Regions from separate parts of the Homo sapiens genome. Here region 1 is linked to region 2. A link is a loop called in an ENCODE intact Hi-C map of the cell type or tissue named here. Cell type or tissue: PC-3. All regions are shown on one strand. Each heading gives the region's core, and the rest is flanking DNA. Links, peaks and the distances in the headings are about the cores only. Region 1 overlaps LOC105369851 (a long non-coding RNA gene). Region 2 has its middle 60 kb from the start of ZDHHC17.

Region 1 (16,630 bases), core at 7,435-12,434, 74 kb after region 2:
CCATGTTGACCAGGCTGGTCTTGAACTTCTGACCTCAGGTGATCCACCCACCTCGGCCTCCCAGAGTGCTGGGATTACAGGTATGAGCCACCATGCCCCACTTAAATCCTCATCTTTCATCATAGGAGATTGTTCAGAATCAATTGAGAGATGGTAATAAGAGTCAGATGGATAAAGATCAAAATATCAGCTTCAAGGTTTGGGTGTGGGAAGGTTTTGGGGGAAGTGATTCTAGGAAGTGGAGTGAGGGTATGGGAAAGAGAGACTGGAAAAGGAGAAAAGCCATTAAGAATGTGTCAGTGAGCTCAGTCCCACTGGAGACCTTCTGAGAAACAGGGTGGAACACGCCTTTGCATTGTCCCACCAGAGGACAGGGAGGCTGGTCGACTTGTTGAAGATGGCGTACGCAAACGCCTCTGCATTTCTCATTCTGCTTATACAACTAAGAGCTCCTGTCGGGCCAAAGAAAGCCCTGCTGTGGTGAAGTAAAGAGATGCTAGAGCTTAAGGTGGGAGGCTGTCAGCAGGGTGGAAGCTGTCACACCACAGCAGGTGAGCTTACAGTTAGAGGTAGGTGGGGGCCTGGGAGGGGAGCATTAATAGCTTCTGTCAAACAAATGCTGGGTTGGAGCACAGAGTGTGATCTTCCTAATATTTCAACTATGAGTTAAGCAGACTTAGCCCCTTCATCACTAACCTATTGCACAGAACAGACACTGCCTCAATATGCTCACCAAATGGGAGAGCCAAATTGAAGGCACCTTGCCTCAGGCAGGTTCATCCAAGAGAAAGAAGAGGCTGAGGCAGGCCTGCTCACTAGCCAAGTAAGTCCCTTCTTCCTGGAGGAGGGAGTGAGAAATGGAGAGAGAGGCCCAAAGAGTTATTTTTGCTAACATTGCCCCAAGTGGAAACATAAGACCAGGGAAATGAAGGGCTCCCATAGAAACCAGCATGTCAAAGCAGATACTGAAATTTTAAAAACAACAATACAAAACAGAAAACAGCAGTATTCACGTGTTATTTCAGATTACCAAGGTATATACCACCAAAATAGCTAAGATATTTCCAAAGTGGTTGCTATGGTCTGAATATTTGTGTCCCTCCAAAATTCATATGTTGAAATCTAATCTCCAATGTGTTGATATTAAGAGGTGGGATCTTTGGGAGGTGGTTAGGTCACGAAGGCAGAGCCCTAGTGAATGTAATTAGTGCCCTTATAAAAGTGGTGTGAGGGAGCTTGTTTCCCTCTTTGCCCTTCCACTAAGTGAGGGCGGAGCTAGAAGGTGCCATCTATGAGGAAATGGACCCTCACCAGATGCTGAGTCTGCCAGCACCCTGAGCTTGGACTCTCCAGCCTCCAGAACTGTGCAATACATTTCTGTTGTTTATAAATTATCCAGTCGAAGGTACTTTGTTAGAGCAGTTTGAATAGACTAAAACAGCAGTTATCTGTGGAAGAATGGGAATTAGAATGGGAGGAAGAGTAAAGAGGACTGCTATTTTTCACTATAAACCTAATCATAGTATTTGACTATTTTAATCTGCATAAATGTATTATTTTCATTAAAATGAATTTATTTATTTATTGAGACAAGGTCTCGCTCTGTTGCCCAGGCTGGAGTGTGGTGGTGCGATCATGGCCCACTGCATCCTCAACCTCTTGGGCTCATTGGATTCCCCCACCTCAGTTTCCAGAGTAGCTGAGACTACAGGCATACATCACCATGCCCTGCTAATTTCTATATATTTTTTGTAGAGATGGAGTTTTGCCATGTTGCCCAGACAGTTCTTGAACTCCTGGGCTCGAGGAATATGCCCACCTCAGCCTTCCAAAGTGTTGAGACTACAGGTGTGAGCCACTGCACCTGGCCTATTTTCATAAAAATTTGAATATTAAATTAGAAACAATTCTATAACAGACCCACCACATTAAGTGGGAAAAAATGTTTTAAAAATCAGCATGGCAAACTAATCCTAATTAACAAAAATTCTACATGAACAGTTGTTACATTTATAATCAAGAAAATAAAATACACACTAAAAATACATTTAAAAAATAGAGCAGAGATGAGTTGTATTCAGTTATTTCTACATATTAAGCAACTATTAGCTATTTGAAATTATGTCAGTAGTTAATTATAGGAAGCAACAGTGAAAATAAATTTGAGAACACGTGTACTTATACCATGCTGATCCAAACATCTCTGCTTGATTGAAATGTCTAGGGCACATTGGGATATAAATAATGCTAGCAAGCCACTACTTTGTGTGGTTAAAACAAGAGGATCAGAATATGATTTCATGAATCACATGGGTTATTGACATACAAACAGATTTTTTTTACAATGCTTAAAGAGGGGGAGAATAATGACAACAAATCTCACAGGAATGCACTCCATAAATGAAGTACATTAGTCACATAGTGAACGAGTTCTGATTTTCTTTAGAATCCAATTATTAGAATTTAGTTACTTAGGGGCTGGGTGCAGTGGCTTATGCCTGTAACCCCAGTATTTTGGGAGGCCAAGGCGGGTGGATCACCTGAGGTCAGGAGTTCGAGACCAGCATGACCAATATGGTGAAACCCCACCTCTACTAAAAATACGAAAAAATCAGCTGGGCTTGGTGGCTTGTGCCTGTAGTCCCAGCTGCTCGGGAGGCTGAAACAGGAAAATTGCTTGAACCCAGGAGGTGGAGGTGGCAGTGAGCCAAGATCATGCCACTGCACTCCAGCCTGGGCAACAGAGCAGGACTGCGTCTCAAAAAAAAAAAAAAAAAAAAAAAAAGGAATATAATTACTTAGGATGGAAGCAGGCCTCTGCGGATGTAAAGGATGTAAAGTCTAATAGAAGTTTGAGGTATACCTTTACAGGGGAGGCTTTCAGAAGAGATGATTTGACCAACATGGCGGAAATCCGTGGTGACACACAAGGCCCCTCACTGCTAGTGAGTGATGCTGGTGTTGGTGGGGAGGTTGGCAGAGAGTAGCTCTGGCACCCATCACCTAAGCTCTCAATCTTTCTGTCAAAATCTTGGGTTCGGCTGGGCGTGGTGGCTCATGCCTGCAATCCCAGCACTTTGGGAGGCCAAGGTGGGCAAGTCGCTTGAGCCCAGGAGTTTGACACCAGCCTGGCAAACATGGTGAAACCTCGTCTCTACAAAAAAATACAAAATTTAGCCAGGCGTGGCAGCATGTGCCTATAGTCCAAGCTACCTGGGAGGCTGAAGGGGGAGGATTACGTAAGCCCAAGAGGTAGAGGCTGCAGTGAGCCATGATCGTGCCACTCTGCTCCAGCCTGGGCAACAGAATGAGACCCTATGTCAAAAAAAATTGTTCTTAATTAAAATTCTTGGGTTTATATGTATTTTGGAGTCCAGTAGTTGAGGCCAATAACTCATATATCTAGTCTGATAAGGTATTGAAACCGTCCCTGTAAACTTTATAAATTAATCATGGAAGAAGTGAGAGGAAGAAACAAAAATATACCAAGCTTGCAGCACATGCAGCATTAATCGCTAGGTCAGCCTGCTCTCTGACCCACTCCCTCATAGTTGTTTTGTGCCTCTTGCCTTAGAATCACATAGACCCTGTTACAAGATTATAGTTCCCCTTAACTGCTCTATAGAGAACAATTTAAACATTATAAAATGTTAAGTTTTCCATTTGAGGTTTTCATTTGCTCTTTCAGGTTTTGTATACCAGTGAAACTACTGACATCACCTGGTCTGAAGGACCCCATGAAGAGATGACTCACCAAAGAATGCAGTTTCCACATCCTGATGATTTCATCCCCATTACCTGACAAAACAATGACCCCAATTTCCCAGCCCCTCACCCTCCATGACCCCCTGAAAAACGTCAGCTAGAAACTTCTCGGAGAGATGGATTTAAGGGTCTCCTCCCATCCCCTTGCTTGGTGCCCTGTGATCATTACACTCTTTCTCTGCTGCAAACCCTGCTATCTCTGTACCTGTCTGTCACTGCACAGCAGGCATATGAATCTGTTGGTCCTATAACATCGCAACGTAACATTCCCATGTGGAGGGGGATTACACTCCATGTTCTTATCACAGCAAAACATATGTCACACGTAGCAATCTATGTAAGTGTTTGGAATCATTTCAGAGCTACATAACAGGCACCATTGTGAAATGCAGGAAACTCTGAATTTCCAGTTTTGAAAAAATTGTATTGGAGCTCTGTCTCTGCTACCCACTAACTGTGATTTTGGTTCCTTAATATCTCTGAACCTTGCTTTTCCTCTGTAAAAAGGTGATAACAACACCAACCTCATGGGATTACTGTCTGGATTAAATGACATAATGTACAAAAGCACTGTAAATATCTCTGAATACATAGGCACATATTTGAAAGTTGTTCCTTAAATGTGAAATTTTAAAACCAGGAAGCTAATTATAGATAAAATATTGAAAGAAAAGTTATAAAGGAACATTTAAAAACTAAAATTTCATTAGAAAGATACATTTTAGCTTAAGGTATATTTGAAGATAAATATTACCATCACTGGGTGCCAGCATACTTATAACAATCTTACATTTTTCACCTTACAGTTTTTTAATTTAATTATAAAAGTAACACATACTTGTCATAGGAAATTAGGAAAATACAGAAACATGAAAAGGAGAAAAATCCCATCTCACAGAGATAAGTCCTTTCAACTTTTTAATATATTTCTTCCAGTTAGCATTCTGGCTTTCAGCTTTTCTCTCCCTCCCTCTCAAAACATTTAGTGTAAATTATGTCATTAAGGCCAGGTGTGGTGGCTTATGCCTGTAATTCCAGCACTTCGGGAGGCCAAGGTAGGAAGATCTTGGGAACAAGTGTTTGAGATCAGCCTGGGCAAGAGAGTGAGACCGTTTCTACAGAAATTTTTTAAAAATATTAGCTGGACATGGTGGCATGTGCTTATAATCCTAGCTGCTTGGGAGGCTGAGATGAGAGGTTGACTTGAGCCCAGGAATTTGAGGCTGCTGTGAGCTATGATCATGCCACTGCACTCAAAGCCTGGGCTGTAGAGTAAGACTCTCTGTCTAAAAAATAATAATAATAAAAAGTATATCACTAATATATCTTTCAAAAGTAATAGTAACTTAACACTTATTATTGTTAGATAGTTTCCAACTTTTGAATACCATTACAATGACCTTGGGTTCCATAAGTGCATACCCGAATTGGTACATTCTGAATAAATCATATTTGCCTACTTACTCATTTGTCTCCCCAGCTAGACAATAAGCTTTGTGAGGAACACTTCCTTTTTTGCCATTGTTATGTAGTGCCTAATATCTTGCTTGGCACACAGTATCTCTACATAAAAATATGTGCTGTGGGCCGGGCGCGGTGGCTCATGCCTGTAATCCCAGCACTTTGGAAGGCCGAGGCGGGTGGATCATCTGAGGTCGGGAGTTCGAGACCAGCCTGACCAACATGGAGAAACCCCGTCTCTACTAAAAATACAAAATTAGCCGGGCATGGTGGCACAAACCTGTACTCCCAGCTACTCGGGGGGCTGAGGCAGGAGAATCGCTTAAACCCGGGAGGCGGAAGTTGCAGTGAGCCGAGATCACGCCACTGCGCTCCAGCCTGGGCAATGACAGCAAAACTCTGTCTTAAAAAAAAAAAAAGTGCAGGTATGAATGAACAAAAGAAAGAGTGAATACTAGTATTTCCCCCACAGAACTCGAGGGTTTTTCCAAGACAGCTTCACAAAATGAGACAACATGTGTAAAAGTTATTTGTGTGTTTTCATCTTTATTATATTTGAATCAGTATTTTTTTTAGTGTTTTTGTCGTTGCCATAAACTGGAGCAATAAGAACGAGATATTTGAGAGGTAGATGTGGGCGTTGTTGGGGGCAAGGTATGGGAGAGACCATTGTGACAGAATGGTAACCTCTTCTCCTAGACACTGGAGAGCAGGCTCTGTTTAGAGCCCTTTGTCTGCCTCTGCAAGGACAAAGCTTTCATCTTAATAGAATCCTCTGCTGGCAGCTCAGTAGCTGTTTCAAAGCAGGAGGGAAAGAGGAAAAAGGATGGTTCTGGGGGAGGGGAAATTATAGGAGGAAAACATTTTTTCCCATTTTCTACTCAAAGTATGAGTTAGAAATACACAAAAGGGGTATATGGAAAGAAATGCAGAGTGCAGCATCGACTACCTCTGTGTATAAAAAAAATGAATATTTGCTGAAATCTAGATATAATGTGTCATTCCAGAGTAGCACACTGAAACCACTTTAGAGGTGAGAAAGTGTTGGAGGCCATGGGTAATTATAGAAGGAGTGCTGTATTAGGGTAATTTCTGGTTTAAAAGGACACAAAGCAACCTTTTGGGGATGAAAATATTTTATATCTTGTTTGGAGCGGTTACATGGATGCATACAGTTGTTGAAATTCTTCGAACTGAATACTTATCTCTTTGCGTTTTACTGAATGTAAATGATATCTCAATTTTTTAAATTGTTAAATAACAGAGTTTTTTTCTGATTGCAAAAATAACATGCATTCATTCTAGAAAATTTAGAAATTACAGATAAGCACAATGAAGGAAATAAAAATTGCCTGGACTTTTACTGCCCAGAGATAATCATCTTCACTTTTAGGTTATTGTTATCTGGATTTTATTTGCCTGCCTGCCCAGTTATCATGTTACCCAAGACAGCAATAGTCATCCTATTATAGACATGTTCACTAACAACCTGGCCACTTATCAAATTTATCCCCACCCAAACATCCTCCAGCTTAACACTGGCTTCCCTCCCCACCCATCCTGTCAATGTGCTTGTCAGTCAGCTCTTTCCTGAATGTTGCATATGAATATCCACAAGTGTAATGGAAATTGACTCTAAGTGGATTGTGAGCTTTGAAAAATAATATGTGTTTGATGAAATAAGTGAACTAATGTTGGAAAACTACTGGATCACATAAAAGCCATTGACAAATGAGGAAGTTAGGCCTGATGAGCATGTACTAAGATAAAATAAACAGAGATGATGATTAGGCACTTCAAAAGAGAATGATTTGATTATCAAAGATAAAGCCCTTTGGAAAACAATAAAACCCTCAAATTATTTTTGTTGTAAAAGTTATGACAGTACTATAAAAGTCAGACATGAAGTGGTAAACAATGTTGTATCACACTATCATACAATTTTGTCCAAAAGAAAAAGCCAAAGTGTCATTTTAAAGTTAATTTCCAAACAAACATTTTAAAAATTATTTTCGATAACTGAACATCTCAAATGTTAATATGCATAAGAATCACCTGGAACTCCTGTTAAAAATGCAGATTCTGGTCCAGTACAGTGGCTCACACCTGTAATCCCAATGCTTTAGGAGGCCAAGGCGGGAGGATTGCTTGAGGTCAGGAGTTCAAGGCTGCAGTGAGCTATGACCCTTGTCTCAAAACAAACAAACAAAAAACAGATTGTTATTCAATTAGGTCAGGAGAAGGATCCTTAATTCTGCATTTCTAATAAGTTCCCAGGAATGCTGATGCTGTTGGTCTCTGGACTTTGAGTATCAAGACTGTACAATTGTGATCTTAGGTAGATTCACTTTAAATGGCCTTTATCCAATATTAATTATCGTTGAGTATTGAGAAATGCCTGCCTATTCTTTCAGCTATTTCGTACTAACTGCTCTAGACCTGGGCAATGTATGATTCTTAAACTATAAACAAAATAAGTTAGGGGGCTTGCTTAAGCATATATTGTTTATCTTTACCCCCAGAGTTTCTCATTTGATAGATCTGAGGTGGGGTCCAAAAATTTGCATTTTAAACTAGTTCTCAGGTGATGCTTAATGCTGCTGGTCCTAGAACTACACTCTGAACTGCTGCTTTAGAATGATTGCAAATAACTTCAAAGAAGTTGCTTACAATACCTGAATTATACATTCTTCTGGTAACATTTGCAAAACAGGTCATATGAACAAGCCGCAAACTTTTAACTACCTGAATGTTCCTGGTATATATTGCACTCAATGATACAGCTCCCCATCCATAGATTCAGCTTGACTTTATATATGTACATCATGATCTCCAACTGTTTTGATTGCAAAATTATTTTTATTGATGATTGTATATTATTTTGCATATTATTAATTATATTTCTAGTGAGAGCAATGAGACTACATATGTTATATCTCCTTAGATTATTACCAATCACTTTTGTCTCAGCACAGCTGATGAATGAGTGCCCCTGAATTTACAGGTGGTGGCTCTGCCATCATCTTGTTGATTGTGTTTGCATTATTAGCATATGAAAATATAAACTGCCTACCATACACAGTTTCTTTGCAGGGATCCCGTTAGGCAATACTCTCATTTTGAGAGGATTACTTACTTAAAAGCAGATAATATAACCTGTAAATCCACATATTTGCTTTTGTAACCTGCAACACAATGCTGCAGGCAAAAACTAACAAACTACTGAAGACTCTACTACCAATCCCTTTCCTTTGAGGGATTCCCACTCAGGATACTGCAGATCTTTAAACATTAAATCTTAGTATTGCTATTTAATTGACAACGTGATCATCTAACTGCATTTTCATTTAGCACACAGGTTTGCAACTGGTTCAAAGTAATATCAGTGATGCTGTGTCAGATGCCCTGGGAAAAATCAGAGTTTGTAGAGGTTAAGACATCTGATTCTAGAGCCAGATGGTCTAGTTCAGATTCTGGCTCTATCACCTACTACAAGCTCTGTGGTTTTGAGCAAGTAACTGGACCACTCTGTGCTTCAGTTTCTTCATCTGTGAAATGGGAATAATAATAGTAAATATTTCATAGTGTCATTGTGACACTCAAATAAGTTAATATCTGTAAAGCATTTAGAACAGTTCCTGGTATATTAAGAATGCAAAAAAATTAGCAATTTTATTATGCCCTTAGCACTGAATTGGAAGACAAAAGATCTGGGTTCAGGTCCTGGCTCTGTCACTAATTAGTTCTATAACTTTAGACAAGCCATTTAACCCTTCTGAGCTTCAATTGCAAAAGGGGCTAACAATACCTGTCTTGCCAAGCTAGCAGAACTGAGATCCCAAATAAAATAGTTCGTGAAATGTGCTTTTATAAACTGTAAAGCACTGTACAAAAATAAAAGTCCTTCTTTATAATTTTATGTGTTATATCTTAATGTATTTATAATATATGAAATGTTTTATAGTATAGAAACACAAAGCAGGAACTTACACTTAGTGAACACTTTCAATATGAGTCCCAAGTGAGCTGTGCGACCTTGAATAAGTCACTGAAATGCTCTGAGCTTCTCTTCTGTGTTTTGTTTTTTGTTTTTTTTGAGACGGAGTCTCCCTCTGTCGCCCAGGCTGGAGTGCAGTGGCGTGCTATCTTGGCTTACTGCAAACTCCGCCTCCCAGGTTCACGCCATTCTCCTGCCTCAGCCCCCTGAGTAGCTGGGACCACAGGCGCCCGCCACCACGCCTGGCTAATTTTTGTGTGTGTGTTTTTAGTAGAGACGGGGTTTCACCGTGTTAGCCAGGATGGTCCCAATCTCCTGACATCGTGTTCTGCCCACCTCGGCCTCCCAAAGTGCTGGAATTACAGGCATGAGCCACCGCACCCGGCTGAGCTTCAGTTTTATTACAGGGATAATACTGGCTTCCCAGCCCACATTCCTGGGCTGGATCTGGAGAGAGTAATGAAATAAAATATAAACTTGCACAGTTGCTGTGGATTAGAGATTACATCAGATATGCATCTTGCCCAGGAATGGCTAAAGTTTTTTTTGATAAAAAACTACACAGTAAGTATTTTAGACTTTGTAAGTCATACAGTCCCTGTTACAACTACCCAACCCTGCTATAGTTGCACAAAAGCATCCACAAACAGTATGTAAACAAATGGACATGGTTATGCTCTTTTTATTATTTATTTATTTATTTAGAGATAGAGTCTCACTCTGTCGCCCAGGCTGGAGTGCAGTGGTGTGATCTCAGCTCACTGCAACCTCCGCCTGCTGGGTTCAAGCAATTCTCTTGCCTTAGCCTCCCGGGTAGCTGGGATTACAGGTGCCTGCCACCATGCCCTGCTAATTTTTGTATTTTTAGTAGAGATGGGGTTTCACCATGTTGGCCAGGCTGGTCCCAAACTCCTGATCTCAAGTGATCTGCCCACCTTGGCCTCCCAAAGTGCTGGGATTACAGGCATGAGCCACCACGCCCAGCCTGTTCTAATAAAATTTTATTTCTGTACACTGAAGTTTGATTTTTTTTCTAATTTTCATGTCATAAAGTTTTCTTCTTTTGATTTTTTTAAACCACTTAATTTACTGTTTTTAACATAAAAACAAGCAGCAAGCTGAATTTATCCTGGGGGCCATAGTTTGCAGACTCTTGGTCTAGCACAATGCCTAGCACATAGCAGATAATACTAGTTAATATTAGTCATATAACATTGCTTTATAAACTGTAAAACTTATTAGATATAATCTAGCAACTTTCTTGTTCTCCATCATGCCTTTAAAATGATCAGCTCTTGTCCCACCATCACATCTATTCTCTCTTAGTACCTTAGGAGGTAATTAATCTGGGTTTGTGGGCTTAGCATCATCTAAGGCATTGAGTTGAACGCTTAAGAAATCTTTTACTTATGTCAAATAGTAATTCCCTGTTTTTCAATCAAATAGAGTCTTTCTAAACTAAAAATGATAATAACTCATTCTAAAACTATTTTTAGAAAATAGAGAAAAGTGGGCCTAGAGCAGTGGCTCACATCTGTAATCCCAGCACTTTGGGAGGCTGAAGAGGCCAGGAGTTTGAGACCAGCATGGCCAACATGGTGAAACCCTATCTCCACTAAAAATACAAAAATTAGCCAGGCATGGTAGCAACGTGCCTGTAGTCCCTCCTACTCAGGAGACTAAGGTAGGAGAATCACTTGAACATAGGAGGCGGAGGTTGCAGTGAGCTGAGACTGTGCCATTGCACTCCAGCCTGGGGAACAGAGTGAGACTCTCACTCAAAAATAAAATAAAATAAAATAAAGTAAAAAGAACATAACCATGTCCATTTGTTTACACACTGTCTGTGGATGCTTTTTTTAATTCAAAAAAATAAACAAAAGAAATAATAAAGAGGATCTACCATAATTATACTGTCCAGATTAGTTCCTGCTTAGTTATGTTTTTCACCTCCCACTTTGAAGGCCATTTTCTTCATTTAAAAAAAGTAAAGAAATAAAGTAATGGTTAAGTAGTTATACTTTCTCTGCCATCTGTCAGCTTACACCATTTTCTTGCTCCATAGTTTTTTTTTTTTAAAAAAAAAAAACAAACTGCAATTGTTTTTGTTATCTTTAACCTCAGCTGGTTCTGTGCTTTATCTTTCCTGAGGTTTTTCCTTCATATTTGTTCTTGCCTCTTTCTGTCATCAGCATGTCTCTCAATATAGGCTCATTCTTTTCAGCCACATGTGTTTCTTTTAGTATTGTCTTCCTTATCAGCTTCATATGTGATTGTAATTTCTTATAAGCTGTTTCCCTAGCCACACTAATCTAAGGATAAAATGGAACCATATTAATAGTAATAAAGGGTTTTGTATATTAGTTTTACCCCAACCCTCTGTTGTGGTTCTAGCTACCCTCAAAGTCTCATCCAGTTGTCTCTAGGTGCCGTTAGGTTATATAACAGGTGCTTGTAAACAAGTTATAGCAGCTATTGTCTGTGTCTGCCATGATTCTCCCCCATTCTGGCCCCCTCTCGTGATGTCTGCTGCTTAAAGCTCTGCTTGCTATTAAGTCATTTGGTAGTGCCTGACCACTGCCACTGCAGCTGGTGTCCACTATTACAGTGGTGTGTCCATGCTAAGGGGTCCTGAAGCTGCAAACTATTAAAATCTCTCTCACTCTTGGAACTGGTTCCACTGCTGCAGTGTGATGAGAGCTGGCCTCTATTGTGGTCACAGACATAAGAGGTGGTCTCCACTGCAGATCCGTTGAGCATTAAAGTTGAGGAGAAGGTGGTTTTTGGAGTCTTCAACGCACTGAGGCCATGCTGCACCTCAGTGGGATCAAGCTTTTCTCCTTTTTGTGTTATCATGAGCAGAAGAGTAGCAAAATAAAATAATTTCATGATCCTAGTATCTTACATAGTTTAGTGAAATAAAGTTGTCCATTCTTATATGTCCCTCTCCTTAGTAATCTGACATGGATTTATGAAGGCTGGACCAGAGGCCAAACCTGAGAGACAGACATCACAGTGTGCTAAACACCCCTCCCCTCTGACCAGTTATTGGTCCAAACTTAAGGGCCCTGCTTTCTCTTCTTTTAGAAGAAATTCTTTCCCAGGAGACTTCCACTCATGCATGAAAACAGAGGATTCATGCCCTGTCACTACACAGGCAGATGTGTCTGAATGAATGCCAATGGTGACCAAATTTAGGTTCAAGCCAGAATCCTCCACTCCATCAGAATTCCACCCCTTCGACACTTCCATTCTTCTGCATCTGCTGTCCCTTTTTAATGGTGTTGGTCATAGGACCGCAGTTATCTTTACTCTGGGTTTTTAGAAAATCTGGGCTTTCTAAGATTTCCCATATGTTTTTGGAGCAGACATCTGTTGTTTTTACATGCCTCCTCAAGAACATTGCTCTGTCAATTCTGCTTTCACTCTCCTACATCCTCAGTTTCCCCTCCCCTCTCCATTGGATCACTCCATCAACATACAAATTCCTCCAATTAAAAAAAATCCTCCTGACCCAACATTCTTCTTCTACCTACTGTCCATTTCTCTGCTCCCTTTTATTGCAAAACATGTAGAAATAGACCGCGTGTTGTTGTTGCTTGAAATTTGCAGTCTCCAAATTCTTTTCTACTGATTCTCTCTTGACCAGACTCCAACAGTGTTTTATTCACCTTTACAACACTTAAACTGCCCATGTTAAAGCCTCCACATGGTAAAATCCAAAGGTAAGTCTTTATTTTATCTTGACTTCTCTTCACTTGACAGTGACCTCTCTCCTCTCCAGGCACTTTATTCCCTTTGCTGCCGGGACATCTCATTCTCTCAGATTGTCTCCTATTTCTTCAGCTGCTACTTCTCTCTCAGCCTCCAGCCTCCTTTGCTCATTCCTTATCATCACCCTCACATCCAAACTTTGAAACACCTCATTCTTGAAACTCTTATATTCTTATCTTCAATGCTTCTTTCTCTCTCTCTCTCTCTTCCTTCCTTCCTTTCTTTCTTTCTTTTCCTTCCTTCCTTCCTTCTTTTCTTTTTTTTTTTTAGAGACAGAATCTCACTCCATTGCTCAGACTGGAGTGTCATGGTGTGATCATAGCTCACTGCAGCGTCTAACTCTTGGGCTCAAACGATCCTCCCACCTTAGCCTCCTGAGTAGCTAGGACTACAGGTGTGTGCCACCATCCTCAGCTAATTAAAAAAAAATTGTAGAGACAGGGTTTTGCTATGCAGGGTCTTACTGTGTTGCCCAGTCTGGTCTTAAACTTCTAGGCTTAAGCAATGCTCCTGCCTCAGCCTCCCAAAGTGCTGGGACTACAGGCGTGAGCCACTGTACCTGGCCAATACTTTCTCTCCTTCAGTGATCTCATCTAATCTCATGGTTTTAAATATTACCTATATACTGATAACTCTCCAGCCAAGAACTCTTGCCTAAATTTCAGGCTCATATATTTAACTGCCTACCAACATTTCCACTTTGAGGTGTAAAAGGAATCTCAAATTTAACATGTCTAAAAATTGAACTCCTCTTCTCTTACAAAACTCTTCCTTTCACAGTTTTCCTCCATTTCAGTTAATCACATCTCCATCCTTCTAGTCACTCTTGCCAAAACCTTAGAGTCATCCTCAATTCTTTCTGCCACTTTTCCTCTCCCATAATTCAATCATGGTAGCCCTGCCTTCAAAATATGTCGAGAATCTGACTATTTTTACCAAGTCAGCTGTTATCACTTTGGTCTACACTAGCAACATCTCTAATCTGGATTATTGCACTAATCTCCTGCTTCCTCCCTCTCGCCTGCGTTTTTAAATGTCAGCTAGATTATGTCACTACCCTGCTCAAACTCTCTACCGGCTTCTCATTCCAGAGTAAAACCAAAGTCAATAGCCTACAAGGCATTTTGCAATCTTTAATCTCATCTCCTACTCTCCCTTGGCTCACTTAGCAGGGCACAAACCCATATATACCTTCTGTTCTCTCTCCCTCTTTTCCCACTTGCCTACATAGCTCATTCCCCCATCTACCTTGGCTCAAATGTCCCTTTTTCAAGGCCTTCTCCAATAACCTTACATAAAATTACAGCATCCTTCTTCCCTAGCAATTTCTATTCCTCTTCCCTGACATTGTCCTTCATAGTTCATATCACCATTTGAACTATTACATATTTTATTAATATAGCTGTTTATTATCCCCGTCCCCCAACTAGAATGCAAGGTCCAACAGAGCATGGATTTTTGTCTATGTTATTCACTGTCATATACCCAGAACCTAAAATAGGCATGCGTATAGTAAGCATTCAGTAAACATTTGTTGAATGAATGAATGAATCCCCAGCACGCCTAATTCTTATGTTAGCACCTTAATGGATAAGGGATACGCAATCTGCATGACACTGCCTCTTTTTCTTGGTGTTCTTGTAGTTTCTAGTTACTTTACTAACTTTAAAAACTCAGTTTTTCTTATTAGTAAAAGTCAAGTCTAGAATATAAAATCCCCTAATTGCTTCCTCAGTCGTCTGAGAAATGAAACTATCAAGGAAGCAAGTAAAGAACTTTTCAAATTCTTTGCTTTTAGTAGAATGAACCTATCAACAGACATTGGAATCTTTGCAGTTCCTTCTCTGGAGCTTGTATCTGTGCCGGTTTTGTAACTAGAATGAGAAAAGAAGCATCTAGAACATTTGTATGGTTGGGTGGCATGCAGCACACTACTGCAATTATATCACTTGCATTTTCCCCTTTTTAGCATGAGCATAATGATTTTCATTATTTCTATCCTTGGGTTTCTAGACCTTGTTATAGATGAACTTTATAAAGTTAGGAAACATTTATTGAATCCAACTCCATAGCTGGTAGTTTTCTAGATGCTAGGAATATAAAGATGAAATTTCATTTTATCACACAGTAGTTGAGTTAGTAAATAAAAGGGCATATCGATACATACAACTACTTGATTGGATTGATTTCCTTTGAACAAGATTTACCTTTCTGTTGACATATTTTAGTCTGTGATCACAAGTCTTGGTGGGGATGACAATAACAATGACTTCAAGTTACAAAGTTCTAACGGGCAAATATATGTAATAATTAATTTATATTAACACTTTTCCGATCAGTGATCTTTAGGTGGGCAGGAGCAAAGACTGACTGGAGTTAGCTTAAATAAAGAGGACTTACTATATATAGCAATGAAAGTGTTGTCATATCAACCCAAGAATACCCACAAGTAACTGCTATAATAGAGGGTGGCAAAGAGGAGTTCTGATTTCATGGCATTTCTGGTGACCTCAACAGGAGGAATTCATTAACCATGACCTGTTTGCATCATTGTTCATTATCACGACTCAGTGGTATTCCACATGCCTGCTTCTTTCTCTTGTCATCTGGTCAAATGGCCATTCCTGGTCCAAGCGGCCACTCCTGGTCCAAGCGGCCAAGGCCAGATTCGCAAAAGCAGGATGTAAATGGCAGTTGGTGCTCAGTGTGGCAAAGACTATTGGGAGTGGCAGAGACTAGGAGGAATTTGAGGGAACATGAAGCCTTATCTAAAAGGGACTACCAATTGTTGCCATGTGGGAATATGAATCTATTTTTTAACTACTTGATTTTTCACATGAAGATGGAAATCCTGAGTGAAATATCTTAATATTTAAAAAATGGCAACTAAGTAAAATACAAATAAAACAAAACAAAGAAACCTGCACAGACAAACCCTGTGCAGGTCTGTGCAACAAAAAGTTGAGGTAGCAGCCCTAACTGCTTATCCTTGGAAAGGCCTGCTTACAAAGCCGGCCCTTGGCTGGCATCTGGGAACTTGGATTTCAGGAGGGTTCCCACCATTCCCAGAACTGGTAAGAGTGACTCGCTGTGCCTAAACTTTTTGTGTAGACAACATGTTTATGCTGACTACTGGCTTTCCTTCTAGGACTCTGAAATTTGAGTATGTGCCTAGCAGAGGCTGCCTATATGACTAGGCCCCAATAAAATCCCTGAGCTCTGAGTCTGTAATGAATTTCCTGGTTGGCATCATTTCACATGTTTTATCACAACTCATTACTGGGGCAATTGAGCACATCCTGTGTGAACTCCATGGGAGATGACCCTTGAAAGTCTGTGGCTGGTATATCCTGGATTTTGACCCATGTGCCTTTTTCCTTGCTGATTTTGCTTTGTATCCTTTTGCCAATCATAATCATGAGTATTACTATATGTGAGTCCTATAAGTCCTCCTAGTGAATCATCAAACTTGGGGCTGGTCTTGGGGACCCTAACTCAAGGCAAAATAAAACATATCTTTGAACCAAATTCAGCCAATAGTTTCACCTTTCAACCTCTAACCTAAGACACGGGCAGAACAGTTGCCAGGCATAAATGGAGCATTTTCATATGTGTCATCGTATTTAGTCTTCA
Region 2 (16,630 bases), core at 6,017-11,016:
AACTCTGCTCAAAATGTAAGTACACGCAACCATGGGTTTATTTTGAGTAATCATGTCTTGGTGTAGAAGGTCCACTGAGAAATATTTAACACAGTAATAATGATCACTCTTTTATACCTATGGATAAAATAGAAAGGTCTGTTTCCCTTATTTGCTTTTTATAAAAGAAGAGTCATAATTTTTTTTAATTTCAGAGACTATTTAAATTGCTGTATAGATGACATTTGAAAGAATTGACTGAATGCAATTATTTGTCTAATTGAAGGGTGCTTTTTTAGAACATAACAATTAGAAAAGTTTATGGTTAGAACATTTCTAATATGGATAATTTAGTTTGTCTGTATAAAACCAATGTGGGTGGTCTTATCACTGCTACCACTGAGTTCACATGCAGAGCATCCTTTTAAAACTTGGGAACTATACATTTGCCAACCACACAGAGTTTGCTCAGTGTACACATGTGAAGTATGGGTATTTTTACCAGTCTTGTTGTTAAATATATTAATTAACTCACTTAAAATGTTAAAAAGTGGAACCATAAGGAAATTTGTAATAAACAGTAGTTCCCTTCTTGCTATTTGCTGATTTCTAACCACAAGCATAATTTACAGCACTAAATTTTTTTGGAAGAAATTAATACAGTAACAATTTCTTTTAAATGCTTGTTTGTAATAACTATTAACTTCAGGTGGGGTGCAGTGGCTCACACCTGTAATCTCAGCACTTTGGGAGGCTGAGGTGGGCGGATCACCTGAGATCAGGAGTTCAAGACCAGCCTGGCCAACATGGTGAAACCCCGTCTCTATTAAAAATACAAAATTCGTCAGGCGTGGTGGTGCACCCCTGTAATCTTAGCTATTGAGGACGCTGAGGCAGGAGAATCGCTTGAACCTGGGAGGCAGAGGTTGCAGTGAGCCGAGATCATGCCACTTCACTCTAGCCTGGGTGACAACAGCAAAACTCCATCTAAAAAAAAAAAAAAGTTACCTCCAAAAACTATAGTATGTAAAGCTTCAAAAATAATAAACAAAAGGCAAAATCCTTTTTATGAACTTCTTCTTTTCTCTGCCAAACCAGCCTTCAATCTTGACTCCTTCTCCCTGGCTATGTACCCCCTTTTATCAAATAATTCACTGGAAGTCAGGATGCAGTCCTAGCTACCTGGGAGGCTGAGGCAGGAGGATCACCTGTACCCAGGAGTTCAAGGCCAGTTTGGGCAACAGAGTGAAATTCTGTCTCTAAAAAAATAATATAACAAAATGAAAGTATTCACTGGGTTCTATAAATTCTCAATCTTAGTATTTCCATGGTTGTATCACTCTATTGTAACTCTCTTAATTCCGGACACCATCATCTCTTGACTTGGTTTATGACAATAGTCTTCTAAATGGTTTACAGTTTATTTGCCTCTGACCTCCACTACCAACCTCCCACGTTGGTGGAATCTCACACTCTAAAATTCCAACAGAGCGACTATGCTTTGTAAAATGAAAATCAAATCATGTCACTCTGCTACTCTGCTGCTTAAATCCTTCAACAGCTTCTTATTGCTCTCAGAATCAATTTCAAACTTCAAATGTTAAGACATGAAGCCCTAGGTGATTTAGACCCTGTTTAGGTCCCCAAATGTATGATCACTTAACAATGCAAACCCAAAGGGCAAGGACTATGACTTAAAAAAAAATACTAATGTTCTCATTGCCAGTTCAGTGTCTGGAAGGTACTAGGTGCTCAATAAATATTTATTAAGAATTTTCTGGCCTAGTTCTATAGTGTGAAAAATATACTCTCAATCTATTGAAACTTATATGAAATTGACAGGCTTCCCAAATTCTCCATCAGCTCTCTGAGATTTACCTTCACTAGTATTCACTTTCTGGCACTGTGGCACTATGCTTTCTTGATTTATGAAACTCTATGACGTTAGACCACAGCCAAGGGCTACATCCCAGAGTACTGTCTGGGGGAGCCCCTCAGCAGGTGAAAACCAACTCTCTTTAAGTTGCACGAGTAGAGTGCATATAAAACTTTGCATATTTTATTTTAACTACTAAAATTCAATTTACATTCTGAGATTTTAAAATGGTATTTTAAATGTACATGTGAACCCCCAGAAAGTTATTTTAACATTTAGTGTCTGTGTAAATAAACAAATAAATACTATTAAGTCAGAGAGGTTCTTAAATTTTAAGGCAAGCTATCCTAGTGATTTTGGTCTTAGCTCTAAACCACTCATTACAGTTAAACATTCAGATGTTCCCAGAATCTCTCATAACTAACCATTCTCCTTTTCCTGCCTCTTTGAGTAGTTCCATAAAAATACATATTATGAATTTGATAGCACTCAATTTCATCATGAAAAGAATCTCATTACTTAACATTGGGATTCACTGGATGAGAGGTGGCATTTAATATAATTTAAATGATGAGATAAGCAAGTTAAGCCATTAACGAGATTGGAGAGATTATATACTTAGCATCTTTGGCTATTACTTTTTAAATAATTCATATGCTCACCCATACTTTCATCCATCTATTCATTCAATTATTTCCTGAGAATCTACTATGTGCCAGCTTCTGTTCAAGGCAGTGGGGATACAGCATCTCTTATATGGCAGGTGAGCTCTGTCCCCTCATGGAGTTTATATTTGCTGAGCAGAGACAAACATGAAACAAGGAGGCAAAGTTAAGAATAATATAGCTTCAGAAATTGCTAGCTACTCTAAAATATCTAAAATGTGGCAATGGGATAAAGTGACAGGGGAGAGATGTCAACTTTAGTTAGGGTGATTCAATAAAGGATTTCAATGATGCATTTTTAACAATGAGGAGGAGCCACAGGAAGATCTAGAGGAACAGTGACCTAGACAGGGTAGACAAACACAAGAGCCTTGATATGGAAATAAAGATGCATATTCTAGAAAAATAAAGAGCAGTGTGGAATATCATAATATAATGACTCTGTGCCTGGACAAGAGATAATGATGGCTTGAACTAGGGTTTTAACGTTGAAGATGTTAAGTGGTTGAGTTGGATATATATTTTGGAGGTCCAACCAATAAGACTTGTTATGGCATGTGGGGGTATGAGGAAAGAGCCGCTCCTAGGTTTTTGATTTAAATAGCTGGGTGGATGGTGGTACTGTTTACTGAGATGGAGAATATCGAGGGAGTTCTCTTTAGAATTTGTTATTTGTTCCATTTGTAATCTGATAAATATATAATACATCCAAGAAAAGATATCGAGCAGAAAGTAGAATATTTGAGTATGGAACTCAAAATAGGCCAGAAGTGTCACTTTCATCAAACACTTTTCTGCTACAGGCTATTTTCTTCTATTTCTATAATAGCTACAGGCTATTATCTTCTATATATTAACTCAAAATTCATGAGAACTGCAGCCACCCGCATCAATATGATATAACTATAAGGCCTAAGAACCGAGACCACCTCTGTCAACATAACTTAGTTATTTGTTCCAGGAAAATTTGTCCAGAGAAGATAAGACCATAAACCAATAAATAACTTCACTGTTTGCTTCAGGAAATCCCTGCAAATCAGATCATCTGAGAGAAGCCTGCTTACCTGGATAAAGTTCCCTTATCAAACCATGGTTTATATATCAAGAGTCACTTCAAAAGTTTCATCTCACTATGCCTACCAACCCTAAACTATTATTTCATAAACTTGCCCAATCCTGATCTGTTCCCCAGTTTGGTGTTTATTATTATTATTGTTACTTTATTTTTATGTTTTTAGAGACGAGGTCTCACTCTGTCACCCAGGCTGGAATGCAGTGATGCAATCACAACTCACTGCAGCCTCAAACTCCTGGGCTCAAGCAATCCTCCCATCTCAGCCTCCTAAGTAGCTGGGTTTATAGGCACAGGCCAGTGCACCCAGCTAATTAATAATTTTTGTGGGGAGAATTAGATACAGGGTCTCATTTTTTTGCCCAGGCTGGTCTTGAACTCCTGGCTTCAAGAGCTCCTCCCACCTGGGCCTTCCAAAGTGGTGGGATTATAGGCATGTGTATTCCCCATTTTGAAATATCTCCCATAAGACCCTTAAGCCCAGATCCCCTAAACTAAATCCTATACAATTCTCTGATTCCTCTTCCTTGATTCTGTCAAGATGCTCTACTCCCTGACTGCAGTGACTTCTGATAAACTGAGTTTTGCCTTGTTAAGTTTGCCTGGTTGTATTTTGGAGAGTTAAATATTCTTTACTACTTTTTCTTCTGCTTTTATAATAGATGTTCATCCTGCAAATAACTATTCTCTGGCAAAGAGCCTCTCTGAAACTCACAATTAGTGGAATGAGATTTCTGAAGCTGGGCGGACCCTTAAACATCTGTTCTAATCAGTTTATTTCACAGATGGGAAAACTGAAGCCAGAGCAATTGTGACTGGTGTGACTGGTCTAGTGTCACAGCTAGTTAGCAGCTACTTAGATTATAAACAATTACAACTCCCAGTCTGGCACTCTTTAGGGAAGAATACACAAGCTCACGTTGAGCAAGATGAAATAAATCATTCTATTTTATTTTCTATGAACTTCCTGGCAGGAGAGCAGCAACCTGGCTGTTTTAACTTTTGGTTTTACTTATGGTTGTGATGCTTCTGTACTACTTGCCAGGCTGGCTTAGGCATTAATTGGGTGTATTCATAAAGACATTAGTAAATTATAATTTACATTTACCAAAAATTCAGATAATGAAAGTTCATTAATCAGCAGAAAGACACAGAAATGTCAACTGCCAAAGCACGCGTTCCTGATGTAGGTGAAGCTTTCTCCTAATCTAAACATAGAGTGATGAAACAAAAACAACCCCCTATCCCACTAACTCACCAAGTCACGTATTCCTTCTCAGAGGGCAAGACTTGCCATGTAAATAAAATATGCAAGAAGTAACAGTCTCTTTGAATATTCAAAATATGGAGTCTCTTTGAGAAAGCAGAAATACACAGGGCTGATATGTGTAAATCTTCCCATTTTAACTCGTATCTGGTAAACATTGTGGAAAAATCTCAAACATTTTCTGCAAGAACAATTCTAACAATACATTCTCTGATCCTTGTCCCTTTATTTCAGGAATTGTTTCTTCTGACTTCCATGTTATGACAGTGGGAGCTGCCCCATAAATACTCCATGACTCAATGCCCTAGCCATAGTTGACTGGACCAGAGGTGGGCACCTGGCCCATGGGCCAGTGGACTAGGGACCATGAGATTTAAGTCAACTTCTCAGTGCCTGGATTATAAATGTATAAAATCGGAACTTACTGTTAGCTGCATTTTGTCATTTGGAGCAAAAAGCAGAGTAGGCTACATTTTTGCTTGAATGTTCCGCAGTGCCCTTGAGCCAGAGCATTAGGGTGGGGGAAGCTCTTCAAGCCGATCCCTCCTTATGTACCCAAATTACCAAATTAATACCAGACATGTAGAAAGAATGAAAAATAAAAGAGAATAAAAAAGGAAAAGAGAAGGAAGCACTACCAAATTCTTGCCCTATCTCCCATCCCCTGAAACCAAGGCAATAAAGTACCATTTGTACATTCTTTGTTAGGTTGGATGGGCTGGCAAAAGATACAATCTTAGCCTCCTTTTCTTTGATCTTCACCATATCTTCTGAACAGGACACAGAGTTTTTTTTTATTTTAGAGCATTATCAGAAGAGAAAGAAGATAGCACGTCAGCAGTAAGTATTCATCCCATTTTTGCCCAAACCAGTGATCAAGACTGCATCCTCATACATTGTCCTCACCTTATTCTTGTCACAAAAGCAGGGGTCTGAATCTCATCATCTGACACCCCCCTGGCCCCACCAACACCAGGCAAAGATGTATTTATTTCCAAGATCCACTCATTAGAAACTACTTTATTTTGCTTTGGGAAAAGTGTTTGGTAATACTAAAAGCCAAAACATTCCTGTGGTTAAGACCAGTACAAGACTTCATTTTAATAAAAAAAAAAATTAGACTTGTAGCTGATAAACAAATTTGATCCTTATCCTTCTTCCTTCCTCTCCCCAAAACTACAGTAAAACTATAAGTAATTCTTCATATGCTGAATTAGTAGACCTCCTTATAATAACTATCAAACTGTTGCTATATTAATAATATTCTGTATAATTTTAGTTTAATATAGTAAGTGGTTTGATTAAAAAATATAAACAAAGTGCTATAAGAGTATACAGGAGGGACTTTCAGACTGGATTAAGCCTGGATTTAGGTTTTCTGGAAGACAGGGGCTGAGTCTGCAAGAATGAGGAAGAACTGGCCAGGAAGAAATTATAAGTACATTATAACATTATAAGTAAAGTGTATAACATGCTTGATCAAGGCAGTGAACACCATGGAGGGGGCCTTACAGAAAAAGTACAAAATGGGGAATTGTGAGAGTTAAAGGTAAAGAGGGAGAGAATGGGATCAGCTCATGAAAACCTCATATACTATCCTAAAGATTGAGATGATTATCCTGCAAGGATCATTGAGAGATTCATACAGTGCCTTAGATTGGGTTCCCTGGAAACAGACTCTGAGACAGGAAGTGGTGTGCAGCAAGCTTACTGGGGAGTGTTCTTGTGAGATACATCTGTAAGGAAGGCAGGACTGGGCAGAAGGAGGAGCTGACTTGTAATGCAGTTGTCTCTGAAGCCTCAGCTCATTCTAAAAGGAGATGTGAGATGACCCTTAGAGTTGTCCCAGATTGAGGCAATGGGGCAGGACCTTTGTATTAGTATCTTTGCATGAGCCAGTCATTTACTATTGGCCATTACCTGAGAGGGACTGGAGCTTAAGCAAAGTTGTTCTCTGAAGTGGTTATTTGATGCTAAGGGCAGTTCCCAGGGTGGAATGCTAAGATTCTCAGCAGTTGGGATAGGGGAATAAGCTTGATGAGGGAGTCTTGAACAGAGACCCCAGTACCCAGTACATACAACAATAGGTAACAGTTACTGAGCACTTTCTATGTGTCAGGCACTGTTCTAAGCACTTCAAATGCACTGTGATATTTAGTCCTTACTTCAAGGCTATGAGAAAGATTCTTTTATTATCTTCATTTTACTTATTCTTATTTTATATTTATACTTTAAAAGGCAGGGAAAGGTTAAGTGATGGAACCAGGGCTCAGACCCAGGCCGTCAGACTCCATAACCTGGGATCATGAACATGACATTGTGCTGCCTTTCAATGAGGAGGAATATGGTCAACTCTGCAGCTTAGATAGCCTTCTCTGTGGGGAAAGGCAATAAACAAAAGTAAAATGCATAGAATGTTAGGCAATGACAAGTGCTATGGAGAAATGAGCAGCAGAGAATCGGATAGTGAGGGCCAGAGTGTAGGGCTTGGGGGCAGTTGTGATTTTATACAAGGTAGTGAGGGCAGGTTTCACTGAGAAAGTGATATTTGAACAAAAGCCTGAAAGAAGGGAAGAAAGCAAGCCCTGCAGATACCCAGGCAAATGACCTTTCATGTAGAGAGATCAGGAGTACAAAAACCTCCAGGTGAGAGCATGCTCAGTGTATTAAAGGAAGAGCAAGGAGGCCCTTGGAAATCTGAAAGGCACATCAAACTCAACATGACCAAAATTGAGTCCCTGATCTGGAATGGTAAAGAAGTAGAAGTAGGAGATAAGGTCCAGATCCCTGCCAGAAAATAGAGGCAGATTCTGTAGCGTCTTAAAGCCATTCTGGGGACTCCGGCTTTAACTGTGCAAGAGGTGGGTAGTCATTGGAGGGTTTTGAGCAAAAGAGGGACACAACCTGACTTGTGTTCTATAAAAATTGTTCTGGCTGCTATGTTAAGAATACATAGTTCAAGTTAAGGGTAAAAAGTAAAGAAATCACGTAAGATGCCACAATCCAAGCAAGAGACAATGGCAGCTTGAAACAGAGTGGTGGTAGTGGCAGTGGTGAGAATAGTGGAGTCTGGACACATTTTGAAGTAGTGCCAACAGAATTTGCTGAGGGATGGGACATAATGAGTAAGAGAAGGGGGTGGGGTGGGGAGGAAGGATGACTAGAGCTTTTGACCTGAGCAAACAGAAAGATGAAGGAAGCTGCCTTTTGCTAAGATGGGTAAATCTGCGGAAGGAATGAAGTTTAGGAGGTGGTGGGAGAAGATCAGGAGCTCAATTTTAGACATCTTGAGTTTGAGGTGGTTTTAGATGTCCAAGGAGATATTAAGTAGTAATCAGTCACGCAAATCTGGAGTTCCAAGAGTGGTCTGAGCTGGAATATGCATTTAGGAGTCTTCAGTATAGGGCCCAGATTTAAAGCCTTGAGATGAGATAAAATCCTCTAAGAGTGTGTACAGATAGGGAAGAGATTTGAGACCTTGGGAGGATGAGGCAGTCAGATCACCTGAGGTCAAGAGTTCGAGACCAGCCTGGCCAATGTGGTAAAACCCCGTCTCTACTAAAGGTACAAAAATTAGCCAGGCATGGTGGTGCACGCCTGTAATCCCAGCCACTCAGGAGGCTGAGGCAGAAGAATCATTCAAACGCGGGAGACGGAGGTTGCAGTGAGCCAAGATCACACCATTGCACTCCAGCCTGGGTGACAGAGCAAGACTCCGTCCAAAAAGAAAAAAAAAAAAAACCTAAAGGAAGTATTTTGTCTGTTTGTTTTTAATAAAGGACAATGTTGGAAGATTTTATGGGAAAAGACCGTATTATTTTTAGAAAATATAAAGCTTCAAGTTGTTCAGCTGCATAACTGGGAAGTTCTCCCTATCAGGATGAGGCACTTTTATAACTTTAGAAAGAGAGAGACGGCTGTGATTACACAGACATCTGCACTGTTTAATTTCAGCTTCCTCCCCCAGGATTTAGAAAAAAAGCAAAAAGAAAGAATTCACGTAAAACACTGAAACAGGAACAGGTCAGAAACATCTGTGGCTGGAATAATTTTGGTTGCACAAATGAGGCCATGAGAGATAGTCTTTGTCTCTCCTGCTGGTATATTACTCAGATTTTATAGTACCAAATGCAGCAAATGACAGAAAGATAAAACAGAGAAGTATTTGCTATTTTTGACCCTTTCCAGAATGGTTTCAGTACACTATTGAGGTTTGTTTGCAGGGAATGAGCTGCACAGATAGATTTCAGTGGGTAACTAAAAATTGAAATAGAAAGTGAGAAAGTGGAACTAGAAAATATAGACTTCATCTTCCAAAAGCTTATCTAAGTGTCAGAATAATTTTTTATTTTGTGTGTATTTATTTATTTATTTTTTGAGACAAAGTCTTGCTCTGTCACCCAGGCTGGATTCCAGTGGCACGATTTTGGCTCACTGCAACATCCGCCTCCCGGGTTCAAATGATTCTCCTGCCTCAGCCTCCCGAGTAGCTGGAATTACAGGCACCCACCACCACACCCGGCTAACTTTTGTATTCTTTAGTAGAGACGGGGTTTCACCATGTTGGCCAGGCTGGTCTCGAACTCCTGACCTCAGGTGATCTGCCTGCCTCGGCCTCCCAAAGTGCTGGGATTAGAGGCATGAGCCACTGCACACTGCCAAGAACAATTTTTTAAAAAGGAAAATCATAACTCTCATAGAAATAAAGAGAAGACATGTTAAAGATTATTATTGTATATTATTTAGTGAGGGAATTGCAAAGATGGTGCAACGGATTTGAAATCAGAGAACCATAAATTTATATATTGTAAAGGAATGTTGAAAGGAATTTAATAAACAACTGCAAAACTGGCTTTTTCCATGGGAATGGTTAGGGTGGGGAAGAGAATGGTTGTCTGCCCACTAGACAGAGTTATTCACATGTTTATAGACAATAATTATGCAAATAGCAAGGTTATAGATAGGCAAGGAAGTCAAGCCAAGAAACTCCATTGGAGGTCACCTGCGGTACTTACAAATTTGAGTTAATTCCGGCCAGGCGTGGTGACTCATGCCTGTAATCCCATCACTTTGGGAGGCTGAGGCAAGCGGATCACTTGAGGTCAGGAGTTCGAGACCAGCCTGGCCAACATGGTGAAACCCCGTCTCTGCTAAAAAAAAAATATATAAAAATTAGCCAGGCATAGTGGCAGGCACTGTATTCCCAGTTACTCAGGAGGCTGAGCCAGGAGAATCCCTTGAACCCAGGAATCGGAGATTGCAGTGAGCTGAGATCGCACCACTGCCCTCCATCCTGGGCGACAGAGCAAGACTCCATATCAAAAATAAATAAATAAATAAGTGAGTTAATTCCTCTGAGACCGGAGGGTAGGAAGGAAGGAAAGAAGGTACAGAAATAGAAAAGTAGGGTTAGGAAAGAGTTGAAGTAGTTGATATATGATGGCCCTAGTCTTGATAATGAAATTGTGTTATCTTTGTTAAAAATTGCAAATCTTTTAGGAGAGATTTTATTCCAGAGAATCTGGGATAAAATAGCAATTGAGCTCTAATTTTGACACTGAGTTTCCTGGTAGTGAAGGGAAAAATGGAAAAATGGCAATTATGTCATTCTGATTGGCACACAAAAAAGAAGACTGCGAGTTTTTCTGGAAGGGTGAGCTTGGCTGCTGAGGGGAGGAGGTTGTGAGCTAGGTGAGGAAAGTGGGGGAGGTTTGGAACTCCCTGAGCAGAATGGGAGATGGAATTGACTAAGAACAAGTAAAAGAATTTTGAAGCTAAGTTGTGGCACCACAGGGGCCACAGATACGTGTGTATTTGGAATAATTATGGAATACACATCAACTCATCCAAGAAGCCTGTCCTGGTAATCAGTCTGGGCTAAGGTGTCTGTGCCCTTGCAGCTCTTTGTGGCAGCTGGCATGTTGGTTTATTGTTCCTTCTCTTTTTCCCGCCAGAAGTCCAGGAAGGCAAAACATATATCTGCATATTTCCAGTGCCTAGTACAGTTGCCTGACACTAGTGCCTCCCAGGGAAGTGGAAAGTGTAAGGAAAGAGTGAGTGAAAATTTGAAAGCAGACCATTCAGTGGAGTGTGCATGGTGAGGGATAGTTCTTGGGCACTGAGCCTGGAAGAGGCTGGCACTCACTCCATGGGCACTCCTGCCTTTCTCTTCTTGCCTCACACTTGGTAACAGCAGGAACTGGTTAGGGTTAGGCACCAGAAAGATGTGACTGGAAGCACCTACAGTGAGTGTGGGACTTACATATAGCTTACCATTTGCTTGTGGGGTGCTCCAACCTGCTGATTGGTGCTTTGAAGTCTACAGTTAAGGGTGAAATTAAATCCCTTAAATTTATTTTCCTTGTTTTATAATGATTTTCTTGGTTATCAAAATAACATATTTTCATCATAGTACAAAATACAGAAAATTGCAGAGAAGAAAATAAAATTCCTACTGCCCTCAACATTAACATTTTCCTATATATGTTGTCTTTTTTTTTTTTTTTTTTGAGATAGGGTCTCACCTGATGCCCTGGCTGCAGTGCAGTGAAGAAATCTTGGCTTACTGCAGCCTTGATTTCCTGGTGATCCACCCACCTCAGCCTCTCGAGTAGCTGGGGCTATAGGCATGTGCCACCACTCCTGGTTAACTTTAGTATTTTTTGTAGAGACAGGGTTTTGCCATGTATCCTGGGCTCAGGCAATTTGCCCGCCTCCACCTCCCAAAGTGCTGAGATTACAGGTGTGAGCCACCATGCCCGACCTTTCATTCTTTTTTCTATGCATCTATAAATAAAGGGTTTCCTTCACAAAACTGGGATTGCAGCATATTAATTATTTTTATACTACTTTATATGTATTATATGCTTATATTGTTATATATTGTTTTATATTTTGTTATATATTATATTATTATACATTTTTCTGCTTTTTAAAATTATAATTATATCCCAAAATATTCCAGTGCCATTAAGCCCAAAATGACTTTTCAGGAGCTAATAATTTATCTTAATCATTCTTCTATTGTTGAGCATTCAGGAGGTTTACTATTTTTGTCTATTTTAAAGTGATGTTTTAGTAAACATCCTTATTCAATAATAGCTTACGTACACCTTATTTTCTTAGAACAGATTCGTATAAGTGGAATTATTGGAATCAAGGGTGTGAACTTTTAAAGAACTCTGTAAGCCAAGTAGCTCTCAAGAAGACTGCTTCAATTTAACTTCCATTAGAATGTTTAAGAGCACCCATTTCCCTGCACCCTAGTAAGTTCTGAGTGTTAACAACTAAAAATTGTTATAGAAGACACTGAAGTCATATAATTAGAATAGGATAGCTCCTCATACAATTTGCCTTCCATATTGGAGAAGACATATCAGTCTAAATATAAATGGACTATAATAGCACAGTATTATGTGATTAAATTTAAATTCAGACAAAAGATCTATTTTATCTTTATAAAAGTCTTAGCTTTTAGAAAACTTTTAGATATAGAACAAAATAGAGTGTTAATTTATATCACATTTGAATGAAAATATCTTGCAACAGGTACTTGAACAAAGATTTTTTAAAGTAGTTCAGGCCAGGTGCGGTGGCTCATGCCCGTAATCCCAGCCCTTTGGGAGGCCGAGGCAGGTGGATCAGGAGGTCAGGAGTTTTGAGACCAGCATGACCAACATGGTGAAACCCTGTCTCTACTGAAAATACAAAAATTAGCTGGGTGCGGTGGCGCGTGCCTGTAATCCCAGCTACTCCAGAGGCTGAGGCAGCAGAATCTCTTGAACCTGGACAGCGGAGGTCGCAGTGAGCTGAGATCGCACCACTGCACTCTAGCCTGGGCGACAGAACGAGACTCTGTCTAGGACAAAAAAAAAAAAAGCAGTTCAATCTCTAATAGGTAAGATATATGTACAGAAAATGAATTGTGCAAATTGATTCCACATACAGTCAGAATAATCATTTAATGTTATTATGTTTTAATGTAGGGAAAACAGAGGAAAAACTTGCTTTCCTTTTGTAGTTTTACTGTGTTTCATTACTGGTGCCAGATTTTTTACATACATTATCTCTAATTCTCACACAACTCTACAAAGAATACTTTTTTGTTGTTGTTCCAATTTTACAGATAAGAAAACAGGCTTGGGCCAGGCATAGTCACTTATGCCTGTAGTCCTAGCACTTTGGGAGGCTGAGGCGGGAGGCTCGCTTGTCCCCAGAAGGTTGAGGCTGCAGTGAGCTTTGATCAGAGGCTGAGAAAGGTAAGAAAGCTGGTAAAGGACACCCCAATAAGAGGTAGGCCAGCACTTGAGCCCAGACTTGTCTTACAGCAGAGCCTTGCTCATTTCACTACACCATGGAGACTCACAGGGAGCTACAACACAGCACAGCATGAGAGAAAATGACAGAGACCCTAACCCTAGGCTGGTGGCAAAAGGGCCCCGTGACACAAAGCCATCAACCTCCCTCTCTGGTGGCCTAAAGCGGAACTATTAACAAGTTAACACTTTCTGTTATTTCTGTATTTAATATGTTTAAATGTGTAAAATTATCATTGAATGGATTTGTTTGTTAAACTGTAAGGAGAGAAGAGAAAAGAAAAAAAAGAAACAGAAAGAAGGGAGAAAAAGGAAAAAAAGGATGAGGAAAATGGAACAAGAGTAAAAACTAGCCCCTGTGGTACTTAAAAATCCCACGACTGTCTCGATAATATCCAGGTGTAGAGTAGAGAGGGGGTAATTTTGAGAGCATTGCGTATATTTGCAGGTTGGGAAGCAGCGGGACGAATGGTTTTAGAATCAGGCTGAGTGGGTGGAGTTACTTGCAGGATCTCACAGGCAGGGTGCTGAGCCACGTCTTTTTTTGTTGTTGTTGTTCTGCCACCTGTCTCCACCACAGGGGTCTGCTGCCCCACGGGCAGGCAGTTGTGTTTGTGGGTCAGGACATCCCTCTCTTGGACAGGCAAATGCTTAAGCATGTTTCTTTCTTTTCTTTTTCTAACAGCAGTACCAGTTTTTCTTCAGATGGGGTACACACAGGCTTGAAGAAAGGCTGGCTATGCTGGGGAAGCAGTGCAGTGTCCTGCAGAAGAACAAACGCTCCCATGTCAGACCACCTGAATTCAGACTCCAGCTCTGCCACTCACTGTGTAAACCTGGATAAGTCACTTAATCATTCTTTGCCTCAGGTCTCCTCTTCTGTAAAATGGGAATTCATTCAAAGAATATTTATGAAACACCTATTGTATGCCAAGAATTGTTTGACCCTCTGAGAATAGAGCAATTAGCAAAAAGCTTATTGTTCAACGGGGGCAGACAGGCTTTAACCACATATAAATTATGATAGATAATAGGTATAATGAAGAAAAATAAAGGAAGGTAAAGGGACAAGCTGACAGGGAGTGATATTCTAGATAGGTAGTCAGAGAAGATCTCCATGAAGAAGTGATATTTGAGCAGAGACATGAAAAACAAGTGAATGAGTCATGCCATGCATCCACAAGGATAAGAACAGCAGGTCCCAGAGCCCTAAGTAAGGCAAGCTTAGTGTGTTCAGGGAAGAACAAAAATGCAAAAGTGACATGTAGCTTAAGCAGAGTCAGTGAAAGAGACAGTAAGAAAGTGGCTAAGGCTGGATGGTTCCGGGCTGGTAGGCCTTGGTAAGGACTTTAGATTGATTCTGACTGTGACTGGAAGTGTATCAGGTAAGGGTCAGTCACAGGAGCCATAAAATACTCTCATTATTTAATTTAAAAGAGACCTTATTCAGAGAATCTGAGTGCTTATAAATTTATCGAAAGGGTTGCAAGAGCAAGCTGTAAGCTGGGCCTCCAGGAATGAGACCCAGAACACCACCATCCAACCATGCTGCCAAATATTGACAAAAGGCCAATATCTTCTCTTCGACACCCCTACTCCCAACTCAAAGCAGGATGTAAGGTCTTCCCTTCTGCTCTTCCATAGCACTTCACTTGTATTTCCCTTGACACACTTGAGAGGAGGCGCCAGCTGGGCTTCCTGTGTCCAGTAGGGGCTCAGAAAGTTGTGAAACTCACTCATTTCCTGCATCAGGACTTCCTTTGGTCCTGGATGAACAATATTGAAAATATATGCTTAAAATATTCCTAACACCAGGATTTGTGCATGTGTTTTCTTCCCCAAGAAAGCTATAAACAGTGAAAATTTTGCTATAAGCTTCCCTGTGTCCTCTCTCCCTGTCTCCCTTCCCCCTCCCCTAAAACTAAAAGGAATGTTAACTGCCCGTTTTTCTGTGACCAGTGGACCTCATCTATGCTCCCAATTCCAATTCCTTGTAAACATACTTTGTAAAGTCCTGTAAATTCCTGTCTCCTTTGCCATGCCACTGCAAGGTCATAAGGTAGATAAAACCTAAGTTACAATTCCGATTTTCCGCAAAATCTAAGACATGTCACAAAATAATTTACTGCCTTTGTTTCTTGCTCTGGTAACATCTTCCCTCTGCACATATTTCCTGCCTTAAAGAGTTTAAAAGGCAACTGCATAATCTAACTCTGGCTACCTGCTCGGGACCCCTTCCATGCTGTGGAAGCTTTGTACTGTCACTCTGCTCAATAAAGCTTACAGCTTTTTTTCTCTTGGTCCGTGTTTCCATCTCTCGCTGGGGGCAGCTGCCACACCAATTCTTTGGCGTGGCTAAGGCAAGAACCTTTGATGTTACATTTTGGCAAGCCAGCCAGGAGATCCAGGAAAGGCATGTAGATTGTCACGCGGTGAGTACTATTGGACCTCTTTCGCTTGCTTTTCTGTCCTGTCCTTCCTTAGAATTATGAGGCTAAAAACTGGGCACCTGTCGGCCACTTAAAGGCGATTAGTGTGGCCACCAGACTAAAGACACAGGTGTCAGGCTGTCTGGAAAAGGTCTCTCTAACAAACCCCAACCCTTCAGGGTTGGGAGCGTTGGTTAGCCTAGACCCAGTTCTAACTCTTTCACTTTCCATGGTGGTCCCAAAGTACACCCAGGAGTGCTCAGCAAACGTTCTAGTTTCCCAGATTTCCTGGTTGAGACCATGGCCCTGCCAGAGGCTCCCCCTGCATGGGTTACTGAGTGTGAGACAGCCACATCTTCTGACCCCTGCCTCCTGGGTCCTAATGTCTGCCCACTAGACTTCTTTCCTCATCTTGCAAGCAAGGTTATTCCCACTAGACAGGATCAAAATTCCCTATTTAAAAGTCTTAAATTCTTGGGGTGGTGCCCAGAAGATCCCCGTTCATGGTGCCCGTCAGGGTTTAGGCAAGTGTCACCATTTGATGGCTATTTTAAAGGGCCAGTTCCCCACCATAGTGTATGGGACCCCCAATCAGGACAATTTAAAGACAGGTCTGTAATTTTCGTGTGGATAATAGAAGCCTTAGGGCATTTCCTCCATTACTCCCCAAATAGACCTTCCCCTTCCTTGGGGCCTCTCAAGTACAGTCTGTGGTGCATGGGTACAGCTCTTAGAGCCGTTGAATTGTTATTTCAACCATTCAATAATTGGTACTGAATGAAAGAAAATATAGTCAGTTGGGTCACAGGATACTGGTACTGCCTTGAGAGAGGAGCTTACTCCTTTGATGGCAAGTGGGAACAGAAGGCTAGAGTACAGCAGCTGTTCTCTCGGCCCTGGCCTAGAGGACATGCACCACCCCCTTTAAGCTTACTAAGCCTCCTGTCGCTAATTCAGAGATTTCTCCTTAAAGGACTGTTTTATGGCCAGGCCCATGTAAATTGGGCCTTAGCATGCAAGCATCAGT

What was found. Peaks named below come from ENCODE experiments on the same cell type or tissue, not always from the same donor. Only the 100,000 strongest peaks of a DNase experiment are listed, where the experiment ranks them.
Region 1: a loop joins it to region 2, with 2.3 times the contacts of the local background. A loop is called at or near these places in 1 of 110 quality-filtered maps.

What each region holds. Positions count from the first base shown.
Region 1 is chr12:76,623,708-76,640,337 of GRCh38, reverse strand. LOC105369851 (a long non-coding RNA gene) reads left to right here. Exons shown (of 2, transcript XR_945115.3): 2 at 3,689-4,219. Among named protein-coding and RNA genes, the nearest start is that of OSBPL8, 72 kb to the right of the region's middle. RefSeq lists enhancers at 2,972-4,171, 4,960-5,612, 5,613-6,266 and a silencer at 16,055-16,349. In PC-3, for the core only: a CTCF peak has its summit at 9,321; no DNase peak of the experiment used is centred there; H3K4me3 peaks cover 574 bases.
Region 2 is chr12:76,696,252-76,712,881 of GRCh38, reverse strand. No RefSeq gene overlaps it. Among named protein-coding and RNA genes, the nearest start is that of ZDHHC17, 60 kb to the left of the region's middle. In PC-3, for the core only: no CTCF peak of the experiment used is centred there; a DNase peak (open chromatin) is centred at 7,991; H3K27ac peaks cover 429 bases.